Linked DNA regions of Homo sapiens: regions 2 and 3 are each linked to region 1. A link is a loop called in an ENCODE intact Hi-C map of the cell type or tissue named here. Cell type or tissue: natural killer cell. All regions are shown on one strand. Each heading gives the region's core, and the rest is flanking DNA. Links, peaks and the distances in the headings are about the cores only.

The links. Hi-C counts contacts between places; a loop is a spot of excess contacts. Peaks named below come from ENCODE experiments on the same cell type or tissue, not always from the same donor. Only the 100,000 strongest peaks of a DNase experiment are listed, where the experiment ranks them.
Region 2: it touches region 1 in a loop (4-fold over the local background); 4 of 110 quality-filtered maps call a loop at or near these places.
Region 3: a loop joins it to region 1, with 7 times the contacts of the local background. A loop is called at or near these places in 21 of 110 quality-filtered maps.

Annotation. Positions count from the first base shown.
Region 1 is chr1:92,313,002-92,320,855 of GRCh38, forward strand. RPAP2 (RNA polymerase II associated protein 2) reads left to right here. Exons shown (of 13, transcript NM_024813.3): 7 at 7,598-7,633. It also overlaps a transcript of GLMN not described here. Among named protein-coding and RNA genes, the nearest start is that of RPAP2, 18 kb to the left of the region's middle. RefSeq lists a silencer at 4,891-5,185. In natural killer cell, for the core only: no CTCF peak of the experiment used is centred there; DNase peaks (open chromatin) are centred at 2,910 and 3,250; H3K27ac peaks cover 2,500 bases.
Region 2 is chr1:92,362,136-92,369,989 of GRCh38, forward strand. All of the region lies in intron 11 of RPAP2 (RNA polymerase II associated protein 2), which reads left to right. It also overlaps a transcript of GLMN not described here. Among named protein-coding and RNA genes, the nearest start is that of RPAP2, 67 kb to the left of the region's middle. RefSeq lists an enhancer at 3,574-3,623. In natural killer cell, for the core only: no CTCF peak of the experiment used is centred there; a DNase peak (open chromatin) is centred at 3,746; H3K27ac peaks cover 1,174 bases.
Region 3 is chr1:92,580,214-92,588,067 of GRCh38, forward strand. All of the region lies in intron 18 of EVI5 (ecotropic viral integration site 5), which reads right to left. It also overlaps the pseudogene LOC107985727. Among named protein-coding and RNA genes, the nearest start is that of GFI1, 97 kb to the left of the region's middle. RefSeq lists a silencer at 4,256-4,405. In natural killer cell, for the core only: no CTCF peak of the experiment used is centred there; DNase peaks (open chromatin) are centred at 3,808 and 4,378; H3K4me3 peaks cover 427 bases; H3K27ac peaks cover 1,344 bases.

The DNA of each region.
Region 1 (7,854 bases), core at 1,833-4,332:
ACCACAGGCATGCGCCACCACACCCGGCTTATTTTTGTATTTTTAGTAGAGATGGGGGTTTTGCCATGTTGGCCAGGCTGGTCTCGAACTCCTGGCCCCAAGTAATCCACGCACCTTGGCTTCCCAAAGTGTTGGGATTACAGGCATGAGCCACTGTGCCCACTCCCAAATGTTCTTAATGACATCTAGAATGGTGAATCCTTTCGTGAAGGATTTCTATTTACTTTGCCCAAATCCATCAGAGGAATCACTCTATGGCAACTATACCTTTAGGAAATGTATGTCTTAAGACTTGAAAGTTGAAATTACTCCTTGACCCATGGGCTGCAGAATGGATATTGTGTTAGCAGGCATGAAAACAACACTAATCTTGTACATTTGCATCAGAGTTCTTGGGTGGCTAGGTACATTGTTAATAATCAGTAATATTTGGAAAGGAATCTTTTTTTTTTTTTTGAGCAGTAGGTTTCAACAGTTGGCTTAAAATATTCAGTAAGCCATGCTGTAAACAGATGTGCAGTCGTTTAGGCTTTGCTGTTCCATTTATGGAACACAAGCAGAGTAGATTTAGCATAATTCTTAGGGGCCCTAGGATTTTCAGAATAATAAATAAGCATTGGCTTCAACTTAAAGTTACCAGCTACGTTAGCCCCTAACAAGAGAGTCATCCTGTCCTTTGAAGCTTTGATGCCACATATTTACTTCTCCTCTATAGCTATGAAATCCCTAGATGGCATCTTCCTCCAATATAAGGCTGATTTGTCTACATTGAAAATTTGTTTAGTGTAGCTATCTTAATCAGTGCTCCTAGCTAGATCTGTTGGATAACTTGCTGTACCTTCTACATCAGCACTTGTGGCTTCACCTTGCACTTTTATGTTGTGGAGATGGCTTCTTTCCTTGAATCTCATGAACCAAACTTTGCTATCTTCTACCTATTCTTCTGCAGCTTCCTCACCTCTCTCAGTCTTCACAGAATTGAGGAGAGTTAGAACCTTGCTCTGGATTAGGCTTAAGGGAATGTTGTAGCTGGTTTAACCTATCCAGACCACTAAAACTTTCTCTATACCAGCAATAAGGCTGTTTTGCTTTTTTGTGTTCACTGGACTAGCATTTTAAATTTCCTTTAAGAACTTTTCTTTTGCATTCACAACTTGCGTACTGGCAAAATAGGCCTAGCTTTTGGCCAGTCTCAGCTTTTGACATGCCTTCCTCACTAAGCTTAATCATTTCTAGCTTTTGATTTAAAGTGAAAGAAAGTGTGACTCTTCCTTTTACTTGAACACTCAGAGGCCATTGTAAGGGTTTTTTTGTTGTTGTTGCTGTTGCTGTTGTTTTTTGGTTTTTGGGTTTTTTTTTTTTTGCATTTAGTAGTGCATTTTATTTATTCTAAGTTGCATACATTTTTACATTTTTAACATCTGTGCAATTGAAATGGATCTCACAACTGATAGACTCTTAGATTACAGCTGGACACAGAGGCTAACACCAGTAATCCAGCACTTTGGGAGGCCAAGGCCGGTGGATCACTTGAGGTCAGGAGTTCAAGACCAGCCTGGCCAACAGGGTGAAACCCCATCTCTACTAAAAATACAAAAATAGGTGGTGGCATGCACCTGTAATCCCAGCTACTTGGGAGGCTAAGGCAGGAGAATCACTTGAACCCAGGAGGCAGAGGTTGCAGTGAGCTGAGATGGTGCCACTGCACTACAGCCTGGGCAACAGAGTGAGACTCCATCTCAATAAATTAAAAAAAAAAAAGGCTGGGTGTGGTGGCTCACACCTGTAATCCCAGCACTTTGGGAGGCCAAGGCAGGTGGATCACCTGAGGTCAGGAGTTTGAGACCAGCCTGGCCAACATGGCAAAACCCCGTCTCTACTAAAAATACAAAAATTAACCGGGCATGGTGGCTCACGCCTGTAATCCCAGCTACTCGGGAGGCTGAGGTGCGAGAATCTCTTGAACCCGAGAGGCAGAGGTTGCAGTGAACCGAGATAGTGCCACTGCACTCCAGCCTGGGTGAAGAGCGAGACTCTGTCTCAAAATCATAAATAAATAAATAGAAATTAGCTTTTCAGAGAGACAGAGGTCTTGTCTTGTTGCAGTCTCAAAAAAAAAAAAAATTTAAAGGAAAAGCAGTATTCAATGTCAGTGAGTCTTCCATTGTAAAGTTACTAATTGGCCTAATTTCAATATTGTTGTGTCTCAAGGAATAGGGAGGCCTGAGAAGAGGAAGCGAGATGGGTGAACAGCTGGTTGGTGGATCAGTCAGAACACACACATTTATCAATTAAGTTTGACATTTTATGTGGGCTTGGTTCATGGTACCCCAAAGCAATTACAACAGTAACATCAAAAATTACCACATATTACTATAACAGATAATAATGAAGTTTGAAATATGATAATTACCAAACTGTGACACAGAGAACACATTTTGTTGGAAAAATGGTGCTGACAGACTGGCAGACACAGTTACCACAAACATTCAATTTGTAAAAAATGCAGTATTTGCAAAGCGCAGTAAAGGAAAGCACAGTTAAACAAGGTATGCTTGTGTAAATTTATTTACCAGATTTTATAATACCAAAACCAAACAATATCCCTTAGAATTTATAAGAGTAATATCTTTATATCACAGTAAGCTCACTACCTCATTGGTATAGATGTTTAAATAAATTTAAGATTTAGACAAATTCATAAATTCTACCTCCATACTTTTATAAGGTTTTGGAGTCAGAAAGGGCCTTGGAGGTTTTCTAGCTCCTCATCTTTAAGGTATGTAAAATATCTGGAGTAGATCCGTAATGTCATGGAGACTAACAGTGGTTCTCACAAAATGTCTCCTGATACCCTGTTAGAGACAAAACATTGACCTAGAATGGTCTGGGTCGTGACGCACTGTGATGCTTCTCATCTTGTGAGTTAGAAATTTTTCACCCACTTGGTGGCCAGAAACAGACCACATAGAGTTTTGATGCTCTGAGACAGTGTGCTCACATAGGTAATTATATAGTTGCAGTTATAAATCCTGTTTGGCTAAATGTAGGCTCTGACAAGCCTTTGAAGGTGGGAAGTCTCCTGCATTGTAATCTAAAATCTTAAATCTAAGAAGGACAAATGTGGAAAATCAAATTATGATTTTAAAGATGAAATTGGGGTGAATGGTTAATGCTGACAGAGCTAAAAGCGCCATCATCTGGTCCAGAGTAGGGGATTTCACACGTTGCTTCTTGGCAGTAAACAGTAGAATCTCAGAGGTGCGGAAGCCAAAAACCTCTGCAGAACAACTATAACCTCTTCCTGAACAGCCACCTCTGTTGCTTGGTATGCAGAATAAAAGCTTTCTGAAACAGGGTTTGACATGTCTCAAAATAGATTTGAAAAGTTCTCACCATACCTGCTGCTTCTGTTGGTTTACATATAACATACATATTCCAAGTGATATATATGCACATATATATAAATATGTACATATATCCACTAAGTTCTTTGGCATAAGTTATTTCTAGTTTTAGATTTACTTTGCTAAAATGAAAACCAATCATCTAATTTATACCTTAGTGAAAGTAAGATGAAAATGTTTATAAAGAAACAGCTTACAAGCATTCTTTAACTAGGATGGTTACATATTTTTGTTTTGTAAACTGAGCTTTCACAACTATCTTCAGGACAACAAAAATTGTGGGAAGATAATAGAAAATACTTAGCTGGAAGAGAAATGGCACTTTCTCTTCAAACGAAAGAAATTTGGATTTCATCTAAGAAAGGACAGAAAAGAAAGAGCAATGTAACTTGGTGCTTCATTCTTTCTAAAACAGCACCTAGCAAAAACAAACTGGAATTTTATATCGAATCTTGAATCTAGTTTATTTCAGTGTCAGGTACCATTCTTTATAGATTGGGGATGAGGGAAGGTATTTAAGGTTCCTTTAAGATAGTTAAGATCTAGAAACAATGTTGAGTTTAGTTCTTAGAAAAATTACACAAAGGAGAAGAAAATAGTTTGTAAAGTATATTGAGTTCCTGTGAAAGGGATTAAGCAAAGGTGGTATCCTTGCAACTTTTTTGGGTCTTTTTCTAACACTAAATAGAGGCAACAGGATATAGAAAGGGCTTGGCCTAATTCGAATCCTAGATTTACTACTTGTTAGCTATGTGATCTTAGGAAGTCATTTAACCTCTCAAAACTTCGGTTTCCTCATCTATAAAAATAGAGTTGAAGGCTCGGTGCGGTGGCTCACAACTGTAATCCCAGCATTTTGGGAGGCCGAGGCGGGTGAATCATGAGGTCAGGAATTCGAGACCAGCCTGGCCAACATGGTGAAACCCCATCTCTACTAAAAATACAAAAAATGAGCTGGGCGTAGTGGCGGGTGCCTGTAATCCCAGCTACTCAGGAGGCTGAGGCAGGACAATCGCTTCAACCTGGGAGGCGGAGGTTGCAGTGAGCCGAGATTGTGCCACTGCACTCCAGCCTAGGCAACAGTGAGACTCTGTCTCAAAAAAAATAAAAATAAAAATAGAGTTGTAAATTGTGTGAGGATTAAATGAAATAATGTGTAAAACCATCTAGCAGACAATTTGGGAAGATGAAAAAGTGCTGGAGATGCATGGTGGCGATAGTTGCACAACAGTGTAAATATACTTCATGCTACTGAACTATATACCTAAAAATGTATTAAACGGTAAATTTTACCACAATTTAAAAAATCCACCTAGCATATGGTAGGTGATGCCTACCTTATGCTTTTTCCCTTGCCTTCTTTAAAGATACAATTTTCTTTTAATTCTCAAAAAATAACAAGTTGTATAGCAGGAGATGTTGCATAAAGCTGTCTTAAATTGCATTCATAATTTACAGTAATGTTTATATATTTTGATTACCATTTGATTGAGCTACACTTGGACCTCATTCTTGTTTGGAACTATTCTGCCTTCAAGATCTTGAAATAAGAGCTTCCCGTCTCTGACCACAACCTCTATCTCAATCTGCAGCTATCACTCCTGAGTCTGCTTTGTGACCTCATTTTGACCTCCTATCTCTAGCCTAGCTCTATTCTTCTGAGTTGGCAGACCCTCTTACTTTTGTTTTCTTGAGCTCTACAGTCAGCGATTACAGTGTCCTCTTAAACAATTGTAGATTCTTTCTCCCTTAACCTTCTGGCATGTCCACCTTCCCAACCTCCAGTCATACTTTTTTTCTATTTAGCTTGCTGAACATTTTGGGGAAAGTTCTCAAATAAGACCATTAGCGCTTTAGATAAGCTATCTCATTTAATTCAGTCCTCTTAGCATCCCTGGGGAAATATTATGTTACTCACTTTATGGATGGTGGAACTGAGGCTCAGAGTGGTATGGTGACTCACCCAAGGACACTTAGTTACATATAGATTTGGGATTTAAACCCAGGTCTGTCTGATATCCAAGCCTACATTCATTGTATCCCTTTGGCCCTGTTCTCTCTACTATGTTTTTCCCACCTTTTTTTTCTTTCTTACTGACTATAGAATAGACCTTTTCTACTCTCAAACTTTGAATCGACCACCAACCATAGTAGATAGTTTAACCCACTTTACTGAACCAATTGGAGGCATCCAGCAGAAACTCCTTCAACATTATTTTCTTCATATGGGCTCTCATTTCTCTGCCTCATTGCTGATAAAGTACCCTCCTTTATCTTACTGATTCCACTTTCTCTCCTGGGCCTTGCTTTATGATTTATTTGTATTCTGCCTCCTTTGAGATATCCTTTCATATTGATTATTTTCCCTCTACCTTAAAAAAACCTGAAAAATATCTATGAGCAGTCTTATAGTAATTGGTGATCTCAGTGAGAGCCATTTCAGGAGAGAAATGAGTACAGATTCCAGAAGGCAGAAAGCTGATAACTGAGTAGGAAATATGGAAGTTGAAAATGATGAGGGCAGACTTCTTTAATAAAGGCTTACGATGAAATGAGTAGGGGCTGTATGATCAAAGGATTGTTTGTTTGTTTTTTTTAAGAGATTGGGTAGATTTAAACACGATTACATGCTTTAAAAAAGAGAAAAAAGGGAGAGGTTTGTAGAGTAAATACCCCAGAGTGGAGATTCAAGGGATTAGCCTCAAATGCCTTTATATACAGACTGTATCCATCTTTATAAGCCCAGCTGAAATGACACCTCTCTGAAACTCCTTTTGATTGGCTCAGAAGCAAGTTTTTCTCTGATTTCCTGTAGCAGCTTATACATCTCTCATGGCATTTAACACATATTGTCTTGAATAACAGTGTAGTTATTATGAGCTTTACTGTCTGGGTTTGATTCCTGGCTTCACCACCTACTAGCTGTGTGATTTTGGGCAAATTGCTTATTCTCTCTGTACTCAGTTTCCTTATCTATAACATGGGGATAATATTAGTAGCTACATCGTTGTTATGAGGATCAATATCTGTAAAGCTCTTAGAACATGCATTTTTCTTCTACTAAATTTTAAGGTCTGGCAGGCGCGGTGGCTCACACCTGGTAATCCCAGCACTGTGGAAGGCTGAGGTGGGGGCAGTGGGGAGCGAGGGGTTGTTACTACTCCAATGTAACTGCTTTCTCAGAAATTAAGGCAAAAAGTCTTACTGACCATGTAAAGGAAATCCAACAATTATAAACAGTCTCTGCCTTTAAGGAGCTTATAGTCTAGTTAAGAAACCAGACTTAAACATATGAAAAGTTAAACATTGGCCAGGCACAGTGGCTCATGCCTATAATCCCAGCACTTTGGGAGGCCAAGGCAGGAGGATCACCTGAAGTCAGGAGTTCAAGACCAGCCTGACCAACATGGAGAAACCCCATCTCTACTAAAAATACAAAACTAGTTGGGCATGGTGGCACATGCCTGTAATCCCAACTACTTGAGAGGCTGAGGCAGGAGAATCACTTGAACCCGGGAGGCAGAGGTTATGGTGAGCTGTGATCACACCATTGCACTCCAGCCTGGGCAACAAGAGCAAAACTCCATCTCAAAAAAAAAAAAAAGAAAAAGAAAAAGTTAAACATTTAGGTAATGGTTCTAGTAGTAGGCCATAAAGGAGTTCATGATTAATTATGTTAATTGTACAGACAATGATGACTCTGGAATTTAGGGAAGGGATTTACTTTAGTCCAAGTTAGTCAAGGAAAACTTTATTGGGCTGGTGGAATTTGAACTTAACCCTGAAAAGTGAGTATAGTTTGGGTAAGAGAGAGACTAATCCAGATTTCTTGTTGATGAATTTCAGAGTACTTTGTCCTTTAATTTTTTTCTTTTTTTTTCTTAAGATGGAGTCTCGCTCTGTCGCCAGGCTGGAGTGCAGTGGCGCAATCTCGGCTCACTGCAACCTCTGTCTCCCTGGTTCAAGCGATTCTCCTGCCTCAGCCTCCTGAGTAGCTGGGACTACAGGCGCGCACCGCCATGTCCAGCTAATTTTTGTATTTTTAGTAGAGATGGGGTTTCACCATGTTGGCCAGGATGGTCTCAATCTCCTGACCTCGAGATCCGCCTGCCCAGCCTCCGAAAGTGCTGGGGTTACAGGCATGAGCCACCGCACCCGGCCTAATTTTTATTTCTGTGTTCTTATTACAGGCATCCTGATTTTCAACTGCTAAAGGAAGAACAAAGGTATGGTTGAATCAGTATCATTTACCATTTATATATTTATGTTAATAGAAACATTAGGAGTGAACCAGGTGATATGAGCTCTTGGACTTCCTGTGCTGATGCATTATGTAAGTGTCCCATTCTAGCCCACACAAAGAAATATTTGACCTGTTCAGCTTTTTCTTTTGTGATGGTAAGATGATGTGTTTGATCTGTATGATTTATTGTACAGCTGTTCCTCC
Region 2 (7,854 bases), core at 2,600-5,099, 50 kb after region 1:
TAAGGAGAAAAAAATTATTCCCAGGTGTATTAAGAGTGCTCGTTAAATTCAAGATCCTGATCACCGAGTGTGTTTTCTCCTCTGTTGTTAAACACTTCCATTTAGATTGTATATTATAGAGACTCAACAGCTTTTAAATATTCTTCCTGCCTCTGGCTTTTCTCATTCTGATAATTCCAGTTAACCAATAAAGTCCTGTGGTTTTTGGAAGCAAAATTCAAATGCTTCCATTTTATTCCTTGTTTAAATATTTTTACAAAGTTTTAAAGCAGATTTTACAAGCCAGAATGGTGAAAAAGAGCCTGGAATTTTCTGCTTCTCACTATTGGCTGTTTGTGTTGTCCCACCATTCGCTTTGAATGAGTTTGGGATTTGGCTGTTTGTCATTTTAGTACAGCTCAAGTATAATCTGCCTTAAAGATGGGAACATATCAGAATACACAAGGCTTAACATTGAAAATTCCGAGTGCAGCAAAAGCACTTCAGAAACTGCTCAAAACTGCTTGGTGAACACCTGCAATTTTTGTGGTGGTGAAAAGACATTACAGTAATTGAATCTCCAGGACTATTTCCATTTTATTTATATACTAATTTTCTTTTCAGTGAGTTTTGAGGCCCCACATTATAATGTTTTTTATCACTTACAGGTTTTTCATTGCAATGAGTGACAAATCTGCTGCACTGCAAAAATGTTTCATGAGAATAAAAAAATTGCCAGGTTATAACTAGTATTATTCTGGTTTCAGTGCAGAAAAAAATGTTGCTCTAAAATACTAAGACTTACACAACTTTTACATGCTCCAAAATCAATCAAGTTCCCAAACATATAAAATTAAGTGCCACTAGCTAATTCTTTGCAGCCAAGGTTATACATTGAGATAGAAGGTTATACATTGAAAGTAGGAGTAAAATCTATACTCCTTCTCCAGGGGGAAAAAAATGCACATTTGAAAAAATAAAAGCCTTTTTATAATTTGAAGGAGTCTATGAACCCCTGCATCTCAAGTTAAGATAAGGAAGTGGAGTCAGTAAACGTTGGCTTCTCTTTTGAGGAACCTGATGATAAGGGTAGGAAAGAGATTGAACAGTAACCATTTGTTTTGGATAGAAACAGACTTAAGCATACGGTATGGAGAAGGAGCCAATAAAGAAAAATAATTTGAAGCTGCGGGCAAGGTAGATACACATGATGGAACAGGGCAGGTCTCAGAGGAGGCACAAGGAAATGTGATCATGGCACAGGCAGATGGAATAGTGTGAACAGGAGAGAAATACTACATCTTCTGAGACAGGAAGAAAAGAACAGCGTGGCTGCAGATGCATTTATAGGTAGAAGGGAGAGATTTTTACATCATGCCTAACAACTTCATTTTTCAGTGAAGTAGGGTATGAGGTTCTCTTCTAAGAGTACAGAAGTTACGGTTGTATAAAGAGTGAAAACACAATTGACCCTTGAACAACATGGGTTTATGGGTTTGAACTGTGCAAGTCCACTTCTATGCGGATATTTTTCCACCTCTGCCACACTTAAGATAGCAAGACCAACCCCACTTCTCTTTCTCCTCCTCCTCAGCCTACTCAATGTGAAGACAAGGATAAAGACCTTTATGATGATCTACTTCCACTTAATGAATAGTAAATATATTTTCTCTTCTTTATGATTTGCTTAACATTTTTTTTCCTCTAGCTTACTTTATTATAAGGATCTAATACATATCCTTACATATGCATTATGTAATATTTATTATAAGCATATAACATAAAATATGTGTTAATCGACTGCTTATGTTGTCTCTAAGGCTTCTGGTCAACAGTAGGCTATTTATAGTTAAGTTTTGGGGAGTCAAAAGTTATATACAGATTTTCAACTGCATGGGGGAGGGGGTCAGTGTCCCTAATGCCTGCATTGCTCAGGGGTCAACTGTAATGATAATGGAGTAGTCATTGAGAGGATCCAGAAAAGGAGCTAATTCAGGGTGAGAGAAAATTGACAAGTGACATTAAGTATCCAGATGAGGCTACAGATCATGGATTTGTAGTGGTATCGACCTTCAGGGTTCCCTTCTTCCCCATATCTCCATACCACCAGTAGTTTCCAGCCATCTATTATAGGTATGGAGAAAGCAGATTGCAACATTTATCTCAGGGTGTAGGTTTTGCTAGGTAGAAAAGCTAAAGCAAGGATGCAAGAGGTTTGGAAGAGTACTAATGAGATAATAGTTCAAAAAATCAAGACAAATATAAGGAAGAAAAGTAGAGTTACCTAGAAAGAAAATTGGTCATCCTCATCAAATAATTCTTGTGTTTCTCCCCCCAAAATGGTATCTTCAGCTCTGACATCTCTCCTAAATCGTAGACCAAATTTTTTTTTATTTTTTGCTGGGCACCTTCATTTGGATATCTCCCAAGCATTTCAAACTCTCAAATTTGAGATTAAGTCATTTTGCCTTTCAAATGGCCCCTTTTGGTGGCATTGGTATCCTCCTAATTACCCAGAATTGTGCTTCTCTTTATCTCTCATATCTAATCAATTGCTAAGTCCTTTTAGTTCTGTATACAGTTAGCTTTCTCCATTGCCACTGCTACTAACCCACATTAGGCCTTCATTACTTGCCTAGACTGCTGCAATTATAGCCCTCCCAAGCAGGTCTCCTTGCCGTGTGTCTCTTCATTCAACTAGTCCATCCTTCCCTCTAGCTTTAAAAATCATCTCACTGAAGCTTAACTCTGATCAAGGCAGGCCTTTGTTCAGCAACTTAGTGACTTCCCAGCTCCTACCAGATAATTTTGCATGAAATTCAAGGCCCTTCAGAAGTGGCCCCAACTTACCTATTCACCTTATTTCCCTTTTATGTCTTCACATTATGTCCACTGACTGTTTCCCCCACAATCATCTTCAATAGGACTTGACCTATGCTTGAAACTTATTTTCTTTTCATATCTGCCTATTCTAGCCTTCAAGATCCAGTTCAAATGTTACCAACTCCTTAGAAGCCTTCCTTAACACCCCACAGTCAGAAATAATACCTCCCTTGTATAAACCCCCTTAAGTAAGACCTCTCATTGGGCCCTTCTGCTTTGTTACACATTTATATAAAAATCTCATTTTCTTTACTATCCGATTTCTTCCAAAAGTGTAGTTAACAAGTATAACAAATAAACAGAACTACACAAATTTATTCAATTCAGAACTTTAACACAGCTTCACATCAGTTGTTTTCAATACTGGCTATACATTAGAATTACATGGGGAGGTTTTAAAAAAATACTAATGGCTGATTCAAAGATTTTGATTCATTGGTCTTGGGTGGGGCATGGGCATAAGAATTTTTTAAGTTCCCCAAGTGATTCTAATTTGTGCAGGCAGAATTGAGAACCACTGTCTTAATTCTAGTGCACATTGGTGTGCTAAGTAGAGAAGTGCTAAATCAGTTGACTTAGCTGCATATACCAGGATTTGCTTGGTTAGAGGTACTTAACCTTTTTTCTAAAATCGTTAATAGTTTGAAAGGTTCCTCTTGACTATCACAAAGGAAGGGTGAATTAGAAACAGCAAAACTGTTGGTTTTCATTTGTACGTTTTATTTGGTTATGACAGATTTCAAAAATTATTTGAAGAGTATATCCAAGTGGGTCTTTGAAAATTGTAAGATCTACTCAGTTCTTAAAATGAATCAGACATGTGAACTTGTGTGGTCTAGCGGTTAGAAGTGTAGACTAGTGGGAGTACTTCTGGGGTTATTTGTTCATCTTTTACTGACTTACATGACCTTAAGAAAGTCACTTGAGCCTCAACATTTCCTGCAACTTCACAGAAAGGTTGAAGACCAACAAGTCAGTCTCATAAAAAAAAAATTTAACAAACTTGGAAATCACGATAGCTTCTTAGGTTTGACTGAGTTGTTGAGATCTTTCCTGCCACAAAGGGAACAACTAGGAAAGAACTGGCATTCAGGAGAAGCTCTCTAGCTCCAATTTAGAAAGTTTCCCACCATCCATTTTAAAGTATCTGAATGTTTTAGCCGGATGTGGTGGTGCTTGCCTGTAGTCTCGGCTATTTGGGAGGCTGAGGTAGAAGGATTGCTTGAGCCCAGGAGTTTGAGGCTGCAGTGAGCTGTGATTGCACCACTGCACCTCAGCCTGGGTGACAGAGCCAGACCATGTCTCTTAAAAAAAGTGTCTGAATTTTAAATTTAGCTCTGACCTCTTGGCATTTGTTTCCTTATCAATTATAAAACCATATTTACTGAAAAACAACATCAATAACAGCAGTTTAGCAAAGTACCACAAAGTAGTTACCTATGCATGTGGCCCAGTCCATGTTATTTTATGGAAAAACAAAAACTCTTCAACAGGGTGACAGGTTCGTTCTCTATGCCCAGGGAGCTATTGTGTTACTTTGGGGAGGAAGCCAGGGGCCACATGTGAGACAGATGTTTTCGGTGTCTCACTAATGGAGTTGAATCTTCTGCCTTTTCCTCAATAACAAACAAGCAAGGCAGAGAAAGAGTTAATATTAAACATGAAATTGTAATTACTTTCATGCTAAGGAGCATGCAGTATATATTGTATATTTTATCTAACATACAGATAAAATTCCTTTTGAAAGTATATACCAGACTTTTTTTTCAGTATCTGAGAGAGGCATTTTGCAAAATGTCTGGGGTTTGTATGGAGCCCTGCAATTTCTGGAAATAGGTGACATTTTGACCCTTGGTGTTACTGGTCACAGCTCTTCATTTCAGTTTTGATTGTATGGGTGTGCAAACAGGTATTTTGGTTTAATCCTTGATCATTTACCACTTGTTCTTGTAGAAAAGGGAGAAATCTCTACTCAAGTTTTAGAAGAAGATAAAATATGGGTAAGGTGACAGTTGTTACTGCCATGCAGGAAGAAAATATTGGGGCTTGATAGATAAGCAAATAAACAAGATACCTTTGTGATAAAGGTCTCCACTTTTAGCACTCTTCTTAGCCAGTATGACCCTCAATAATTCCTTTACCATCTCCAAAGCTTCAGGTACTTCAGCTCTCAAAAGGAAAGTGACTGGATAGGTTGCACCTAAAACACATTTGGGAAAATTAAGTGTGATTTCCTCAAATATAACCGTATAGCCTCCTAAAATAAGACTATGCTGTTAAACCTCTTCTTTTAGATTCTTTACTTACCCAACCCATTATTAATTAGTGCCTCATCTATCCCAGACGGCTTTTGCGTTTGTTTGATTGTAAGCCTTCAAAGTGTCAGGTATTATAATACCCATTTGTTTTAATTGGTTAAAGTGATAAACATAGTGCCTGTGCATGTACACATTGAAGGTATGGCTGTTTGACAGAAATAATCTTCCTACCTTCTCCTTCCCAGCCCTAACTTCTGAAGGGTGAGAGAATGAGTGTTTAAAAAAATTTTCTTTTCAGCCCAATGTTATCTTTTAGCAGTCTTTACATCTTCATCACCTTTATGCATGGTAATCAGCAGAACAGGTCTCCCTACTGCAGCAGAACTCTGCATGAACCCAGTAATTTCTCAAATCTGATAGGTACAGAAAAGTGTGTGGCCTTTCACTTCCTGTCCCTTCCTCCAACCCCAAACCATAGAGAAGCATGCTTTCTGGTGACATTTTATTCACATAGACATTCTCACAGCTCTTTATTCTGTAAGAAAGATTATGTGGAGTATGAGGAGTGTTGTTCCGTGTCATTTTATAACTGCCTACTCGTTTGATTTTGCAAATTTGGAAATAAATTATGAACGCTCAGGAAAATCCTTCTATGAGAGAGTTATTACTTCTGTCCAGTTTTGAAAGTCAGGTTTGCAGCTATCTGTGCTATATCATTTTAGGAAGGTGCCTGATGTGATCTTCACACGTATCACCTAGGATTATTCAGGAAAGGATAATTCAGATTGTGGAGCTACAATATGGAGTTTCCAGTGGTTCAGTATGAGTGCAGTGAGCAAGACAATAGGGACCAGAATGGGGAAGGCCACTTAAAAATCCAAGTTCATGGCTGGCCACAGTGGGTCACAAGGTCAGGAGTTTGAGACCAGCCTGGCCAACACGCTGAAACCCCATCTCTAATAAAAATACATAAATTAGCTAGGCGTGGTGGTGGGCACCTGTAATGCCAGCTACTCGGGAGGCTGAGGCAGGAGAATCGCCTGAACCCAGGAGGCAGAAGTTGCAGTGAGCCGAGATCGTGCCACTGCACTCTAGCCTGGGCGACAGAGCAAGACTCTGTCTCAAAAAAAGAAAAAAATCCAAGTTCGTTACTGACTTTTATTGTACTCCACGAGATAAAAAACATAGAGATTCATCAGTTTAGCTCTACTTGCTCAATAAACCACAACTTTAACTCTTTATATATATTTTTCTGTTGACAGAATACAAACTGGTGACTTCCAAAATTATGGGTACCTTACTTCTGAGGTTTAGTCAAGAGTTTGTACAGCTCTAAATCCTTGGATAGAAGGTTTTAATAAAAATGCCAACTTTTAATTAAAAATCTCTCTCTTGATTCAGTTATCTTGCCCAAACTTGGAAACTCTTCTTACTACTGTATATAATAATTCCTGTTAACCAGATGTTGTTTGATAGCTCAGTAATAACAAATGGAGGGTACTTGTCCTAACCTGATTTACATTCTTTCCTTTTGATGTGTAGCATATGTGGAGCAGTCAGCTAAATAAAGGTCTTATCAATAAGATGCAGTTTGACACTTGGCTTTTTGCTTTTGTTGTTACGCCACTTACCATATGGTAAAGAATTGTTATAGAAGGATATCTGTATTTTCAGAAGTGAGGTTTGAATTGGTGGAGGTTTCATGAGCAGTTTCCTCATTTGTGATTTATACATTGTAAGTTTTTATCATGTGAGTTGTTTTCAAATTATATTCACCAGCAGATAGCCTGTGTTAAGCCATCTTAAGTGTCACCTTTTGAGGTTTTTATTCATACTTAAAAGCAATTGAAAGAAATAACTTTCAACAGAAATCTTTTGTTTTTACTTACAGCCAATCACATTCTCTGCTGATTATTTTAATAAGTATTTCCTGCATAAAACACATTAAATATCAGCTGTAGTATAAATTACTGTTTTTTATTTACATAGAAGTTATTTGGGCCCACCATGTTATTATGGGGTTTTGCTTGTTTGTTTTGTTTATGTTTTAGAGACAAGGTCTGTCTCGCTGTTTCATCCAGGTTGGAGTACAGTGACATGATCATAGCGCACTGTAAACTTGAACTCCTGGGGTCAAGTTTACAAGTTGTGGGAACCGATCCTCCCACCTCAGCCTCTTGTTGGGACTTCAGGCGTGCACCTCCACACTCAACTAATTTTTTTATTTTTAGTAGAGATGGGATCTTGCTCTGTTGCCCAGACTGGTCTCAAGTTCCAGGCCTCAAACAGTCTTCCTACCTCAGCCTTCCAATGCACTGGGATTGCAGGTATAAGTCACCACTCCCATCCTGGATTTATTTGATATTCACTATTAGAAGTTGCAAGATTGGAATAGAGGCTTGAGTCCCTTTCATTGTGTATTGGGGTAGGAGTTGTTCATTAATGAAAAAATTAAACAGGTAAGTAATTAGTATATCATAATTTATACTGCACAGATAAAGGAATAAGGAGAAAAGAGGAGCCTGGGGAGTCAATTTAACAAAAGAAAAAGAGAGGAAGCAGGTGTTTGGTAAGATCTTGCAATTGTACTTCAAAGAAAGATAACCTGAAAGTAAACATTTTTATTTTGTATGTTTCTCTTTCTGTGAGACAAGAGTCTTGCTCTGTCACCCAGGCTGGAGTGCAGTGGTGCGATCTCGGCTTACTGCAACCCCCACCTCCAGGGTTCAAGTGA
Region 3 (7,854 bases), core at 2,600-5,099, 270 kb after region 1:
ATTCTTTCCTGTTTAATCCAAAAATCAAATTCCACCCAGCAAGGACTGCTATTCCAATAATGTTGTAATCTTTTGCAATTGTCTGCTAGTGATCCTGATTCATATATTGCATTCATAACAACCAAAAATAAAAGAATATTTAATTAACACTAGGCATTCTAAAAGCTTCAAAGCTTAAGTAATAAATTTTAAAAACCAATCAATGATAGTTAAAGTAAGGGGTTCTCAATTTTACATATTTTGTTAAGCTTTATTGTACAGACTAAAATTTTGGTTTTGTAGGCTCAGTATTACTAAGTTGCTTATTGTATTTAGTAGTTTCTTGTATCACCTCTTGTAAGTATCCAATTCGTTCATCACCAAAGTCATTAGGTTTTTCTTCTGAGAGGGAGGTGCCAAAACATGCTTTTTCAGTTGAATTTTGTGTTTTATCTTGCTTGCCATAACATTGCTGCATACACCTTCCATTCCTGCAAATACACTGAGCCTTGTCAGAACCAACAGTCTTATGTCTCCTAAATTAGTCCTTCATGCACTGGTTGCCCAGGGCTTTGATGTCTGGGGGCAGAACCAGGTGCAGCTGCAAGATATGTCTATACAAGGCCTGGACACAGCACTCTGTGGGTGGACTACCAGCCACTTGTTCAAAGGGCTATCTTATCTTTCAATCTGTTAATTTTATTGAATTAATGTTAAGTTGTTTTACAGTGTGAAGCAACTGTAATTCTTCTTATCCTTGAATTACCTTTCTTCTTGGTTGGGATTTTTGGTTTTGTGAATGGTATTTCTTTCTGCTAAATAATAATCAATAATAATTAATAAATAATATAAACTAAATTGTTGTGCTATTTCTTTTCACCATGTTCATGGCTAGGTGATTGTCCACATATTCCAAGTACGCTAATGATATGGATGACACTAACTATCTCTCCACCATATTTGAGATCTATTTCCTTTGCCTTCCAAGCTCAAGCTTGTTCTCACTTTTCTATAGTCTCAGGAAAATGCACAGTGAAAGAAAAAACCTAGCTAAACAAGGGCTCTTCTTACTCTTCTGAGATTTTGTTAAATATCTTGTACTACCTAGTTGGGGGAATATATCACAAAACCTGAGTTTTAGGATTCAGATCATTTCCCATATTCAGTGTGTTGCCCTAGGGCCTTCACTTAAGAGTGAGGTGTCACTTTTCTGATCTCTTTCACTTGGTTATCCTTTGCAGAAGTTTCTACCACTCCTCAGTCAGAAGATTACATACTCATTTTCCTTCTCTCCACATGTGAGATATAAATGAATTCTCCTGGGATTTTGCTGACTTACACAGCCTGGAAATGGGATAGATAGTCAAGGTTAGAAGCCAAGCCCTGGCAGGCCTCTCTGCTCTACCACTGTCTGCTTCTTTTGTTAGCTGTCACTTTTTAAAGTTTATTGCATTAGGTTATGTTCCTTTTCCTCTCAGGTTTATTGGGCAAGTTTTTGCTTAAAAAAAAAAAAACTATTTACTATTTTGTTAGATAGTTGGGGTAGGTAATTCTGGGAGTTTCAAGCCATCTTTGGTGCAACATTTATTTAAATAAAGTATGTAAAGGAATCTTTACACAGAAAGTACTTAAAACCTGCTACCTGCTCTTATGGCATAGAAGGTCAATACATGACTATTTTCTCCCTCCTAAAATTCATTCAGCAACTATTTGTTGAGCACCTGTGATATGCCAGGCACCAGGCATACAGCAGTAAATAAGACAAACAAGGTTCTAATGTAGTCACGACTCGCTTAACAATGGGGATACATTCTGAGAAATGTGTTGTTAGGGGATTTCATCGTTGTGTGAACACCGTAGGGTGTATTTACACAAACTTAAATGGTAGTGCCCACTATACATTTAGACTATACAGTATAGCCTACTGTTCCTGGGCTACAAATATGTACAGCATGTTACCGTATGGAATACTGTAGGCAACTGTAACACAGTGGTTAAGTATTTGTGTGTCTAAATATTTAAACATAGAAAAGGTACAGAACACATACTGTCTCATAATCTTATGGGACCCAGATGATATATGTGGTCCATCGTTGACTGAAACATCATGGGGTGTGAGAGTTAATTTTTAAAGTAAAAATAATTTCAGGCACTGACAAGAGCCATAAAGAATATAAGACATGATAATGAGACACAGTAACAATGTGAGGGGCCTACTTTACAAAGGTGGTCAGGCAGTGACTTATATCTAGGCTGAGATTTAAATGATGAGAAGGTATCAGTCATGGGAAGATTAGGGAGCACAGAATTGCAATCATAAAAAAGAGCACAAGCAAAAGCCTTAATGTAGGAATGAAAGAGCTTGATTCAAGAAAAAAAAAGGAGGTGAGTAGTTGCTAGAACTAACTGGTGAAGGAGAATGCCATTTAAAATGGGTCAGAGAAATGGGCAGGAGCCAGACAACACTCAGGGACTTTAAGGCCAGAAAAAAAGGTGGCCCTTTTGCTTGGTAGCCCAAGTTTCCTTTGTTACTTTTTCCCTATAATTATCTGGAAGTTCTAGTTCTTATTTCCTTTCTAGCAACAGTTACTTTAAATGTCATTTAAATATACATAAAATATTATAATGATAATCATATAAATTCATAAAGAATAAAAAGTGAACTCATATCCTCTACTCTTTTGCACCAAGCCCTTTACTATCTCCTGAAGGAATATTTCAACAGTTTTGACAGGATCACTGCAGCCAATTTCAATGCATTTAAGTACATATGCATGTAACATATATACATATTAACATGCACATGTACTTAATATATATAAATACAATACATATACTCACAAATGCTTTTTAATACATACAAATGGGAATATATATTCTGCTTATAATTTGCTTTTTTCACCTAGTATGTCTTGTAGATCTTTATTCTTTCTGAAAGACGCAGAATATTCCAGAGTATAAATATACTATAGTGTAACCATTCTCCTACTGATGGGTAGTTACTATTTTTTCTAAATATTAAAAATAACCTTGGGGTCAGGCGCGGTGGCTCATGCCTGTAATCCCAGCACTCTGGGAGGCTGAGGTGGGTGGATCACTTGAGGTCAGAAGTTTTGAGACCAGCCTGGCCAACATGGTGAAACTCCATCTCTACTAAAAATACAAAAAATTAGCTGGGCATGGTGGCACGTGCCTGTAATCCCAGCTACTTGAGAGGCTGAGGCAGGAGAATCGCTTGAACCTGGGAGGCGGAGGTTGCGGTAAGCCGAGATCACGCTACTGTGCTCCAGCCTGGGCGACAGAGTGAGGCTCTGTCTCAAAAAAAAAAAAAAAAAAAAAAAAAAATTAGATTTTTCATCCACCTTCATCAGTTACATAAAGAATACAAAGAAATCTAAAATAGAAGGAAAAAATCAGAATAGGAATAAAATTTTTAAAAAGATGGCTTATTTAAATTTGCAATTATTTTCTAGTATTGTACTGGCCAATGGTATTAGAAGTATAAGCTACTGGAAGTACCAATGCCTTCTCTCTCTCTCTCTTTTTTTTTTTTTTTACATTCTTTCCAGATATCTAATATAACAAACTGAAACTTATAATTAGTTATTAAATTTTCACATATTAACTTTAGGATAGGAAACCACTACTTAATATATTTTAACATTTTACTCCTGGCTATTAACATTTACAACATGGGTTACAAATAGGTATCATACCTCTAAAGGAAGTAACAGAAACAATTAGTAATCTCTCTCTGTTCTTTTTCATAGAGATTTCAAAATAAATCTAAGGTTATGCATAGGATGTGGGTTTTTCTCCGGGAGTAGTATTACAGAAGGTTTGTGGTATTAGAAGGGTCATGACACAATGCAAGTTGCTTAGTCTCAAACACAAGCGTAAAGCTTTCATTTTAAGAATATTTTATATTATACCCACAGATGAAAAATCTAACAAAAAGAGACACGGTGGTACATAAAGATATATTCAAGTGCTCTCTCTTTCGTAAAAAATCAAACCTTTTTAGAGACAATTTAAAAAGCAATCTCTTGATTGTTTAAAAGGTTAAATAATGCTTTTTTTTTTCCAGGCTTTATTATGAAACTATGTTCAACGGTCACAGAGGCAACCACATTAACTTGCAGCATGGATACAAATTTTAAGTTCTACATTGATATTTTCAACGCACATATGAAGCAAAATGTCTTAAGCAAATTATTACTGCATATGAAATTACTATAGTAGAAGAAAACCCAATAATTTGAGTAAATCTGTAACACTTGGTAAGTAATCACTCTGATTAATCAACATCACCTTACTGAAATATCAATAGCAACCACTAGGCTTTAGTAGGTTATTACTGATTTGTACTTTGCCAAAAGAAAAATTAATCAGAATGGTAAATGTGGTAAGCGGTAGCCTCTCCATGACTTCAAGGTGACTCATTTGAAACTTCTAAAAACAAATCATACTCATATCATGTACTACTGATAAGTTTTTGAAACAGTTTCCTGTAATTTAAAGTCATGGACAAAGGTTTGAATATTCTTCTTAGTAATTAGAAAAAGTAAAAGTACACATAAATGTCTTTTAAAAACCAATAATGAAATCTGAAAAATATATAAGGGATAAAAGAAATCAAATATTTGGCTAGTATTTTTCAGTATTAAGACTGATTTAATTCCATTTCAGAAGAGAAATATACATATACACAGGACTAGCTAAAGGCACAGTTTAAAAATACCAGCCCAAGGCCGGGTGTGGTGGCTCACACCCATAATCTCAGCACTTTGGGAGGCCGAGGTGAGCAGATCACCTGAGGTCAGGTGTTCGAGACCAGTTTGGCCAACGTGGTGAAACCCCATCTCTATTGAAAATTTAAAAATTAGCCAGGTGTGGTAGCAGTCACCTGTAATCCCAGCTACTCAGGAGGCTGAGGCAGGAGAATTGCTTGAACCAGAAGGCTGAGGTTGCAGTGAGCCGAGATTGCACCATTGCACTCTAGCCTAAGAGACAGAGTGAGACTCCATCTCAAAAAAAAAAAAAAATCAGCCCAGTGCTTTGCAGGGCTGAGTCAGGATTATTTGAGGCCAGAAGCTCAAGATCAGCCTGAGCAACATAGCAAGACCCCATCTGTACAAAAAATTTAAAAATTAGCAGGGCATGGTGGGGTGTGCCTGTATTGCTAGCTACTAGGGAGGCTTAGGTAGAACTGCTTGATCCCAGGAGTTCAAAGCTGTAGTACGCTGTGATTGCACCACTGAACTCTGTCCTGGGCAACAGAGCAAGACACTCTCCCTCTCTTAAAACAAGTCAGCATTCACACAAGGTCTAAAAGGTAGAAAATATTCCTCATAAATCATAATTTAATTGGAAACAAATCAATTTTGTGACCAATACTTAAAATTTGATATAATTCCAATGGCTCCTAAAAACTATGGACTCACAAACTAGTTTTAAAAAAAATTAGATACTTTTTAGAAAAGTTTTAAATTTACAGAAAAATTGAGAAGATAGAGAGTTCCCACATACCCTCCCACAGTTTCCCCTATTATTAATATATTAGTGTGGTACCTTTGTTACAATTAATGAACCAATATTGATACATTACTACTAAAGTCCTTAGTTTATTCAGATTTCCTTTGCCTTTGTTTTTTAACCTGTTTTTTTTTTTTCCTGTTTCTAGAATTCTATCCAAGACACATTACATTTAGTTGTAATGTCTCCTTAGGTTCCTTTTGGCTGTGACAGCTTCTTAGACTTTGCTTGTTTTTGATGATCTTGTCAGCCTTGAGTCATTACTATTCAGGTATTTTGTAAGATCTCCACAAGGGGAATCTGTCTGATAGTTTTCTCATGGTAAGACTAGGGTTATGGGTTATCAAGAGGAATACCAGAGAGGTAAAGTGCCATTTTCATCATGTCACATGATATCAAGGGTATGTACTATCAGTGTAATTTATGACTGTTGATGGTAATCTTAATCACCTGGCTTAGGTAATCTTTGTCAGGTTTCTCCACTGTAAAGTTACTCTTTTTGTCCCCCATACTTTTCCTTTGGAGGGAAGTTGCTAAGTGCAGCCCATGCTTATGGAGTGGAGATTTATACTTCCCCTCCTTGAGGGTGGAGTATCTACAAAAATTATTTAGAATTCTTCTGCATATTTGTCTCTTAACTCACATTTATTAATTTAATCATCATTTAAATCAATATAGGCTCATGGATATTTATTTTATACTTTGGGTTATAATCTACTTTGGGTTATTATACTTTGGCTTGTGTATTTCAAGTATGTAATACTTCAAAATTTTTTTTTTCTCAAATTGTTCTACCTTTGGTCATTGGGAACTCTTTCAGTTGGCTCCTCTGTCCCTTCAACACACTCCAATTAATGTAGGTTTTTTTTTTTTTTTGGCTGTGTGTGTGTGTGTGTGTGTGTGTGTGTGTGTGTGCATTTTGAGTACTTCCTTACTTATTGGCATTATAAGGTGCTCCAGGCTTATCTTCTATATTTCCTGTCCCCGTCCTAGAATCAGCCATTTCTTTTTTTTTTTAATTTTATTATTATTATACTTTAAGTTTTAGGGTACATGTGCACAATGTGCAGGTTAGCTACATATGTATACATGTGCCATGCTGGTGTGCTGCACAGAATCAGCCATTTCTGTGAGAAGCCCTGGTCCCCTTCACTGGAGAATGGTATTAAAAACCAAAATCTGGGCACTAAGTGTACATAAACTAATTTTTAATAACACCAAGTGAGCATATATATTATGGTACTTAAGAGTCCAAACTCCCCTAATTCTTAACTGAGATCTTACTATGAGCTCATCTTGGGGGATCCAAATGATGTTCTTCAATTCTAGATATAGCAATATCCTAAAAACCTCTAGATACTTCATCCCTTTAAATTTAACTGTGTACTGAAGTTGGACACGAAAGAATCTCTGAACACTTCAGAAAAAAGTTTTTAAACAGAATCTCGCAATCCCTAATGACTAGATAGCAAGCTAGGTAAAGCAGTCTATGTACGTATTTTCCTGACAATTAATATTAAGACAAGATACAATTACAGAAGATATTTTTTCAAATTAAAAATGCTTAAAATTGAGAAATGCCTTAAAGAAAAATGAAAAATATTTTAATATTTAGGTAAATTGCTCAAAACGAAAGCCATAAACGATTGTGCTTCAGGGGCAAAAAAAAAAAAAAAAAACTATTAACAAGTTAGCTCAGGAAACTGGAAAGTACAAACTAATCACAAAGCTTTATGATAAATTCCATCATTTAGTAATGTCATGGTAATTTCACATAATTAAAAAATATAATATTTTTAAGTTAATGGTAAAGGTTTTATCACTTCCTCTCCATCTCTGTCAAAACTACATACTGATCTGAGCACAGTGATTTAAACCTAGCACCCTCATTCTATGTCAGAACAGAATTTTGAGTGGGCGTTTTTAAGCCAAGAGTGGTTGGGGTATTGCCCATCTGAGGCATCCCTAGAGGTTATCTGTTGGGCAAACTAATCAAAATGGGTAAATGTTACTGGGTACCAGGAAAAAAACCAAAAGTTGGATTTGAGTAGACCTACACTCTTTTAAATGAAAAACTTTCCATTACTTGTAACAAAGTGGCGTTAATTTTATAGATGTGCTTAGCCCACAGAAGCTTTTAACATAGTTACAAAAATCAATATGCTTATCTTTATAATAACCAAAATACAAACTCAATCCCAGGTTAAATACTAGAAGGCTTGGGTTTAATTCTCACCTATTTTCCTTAACTAACTGAGGAAAAAATTGACTTTTCTATGTTTTGTTCTACTCCATGGAATTTAGAGATAGCTCCATTTAGTATTAATGTAAAAATAAAGT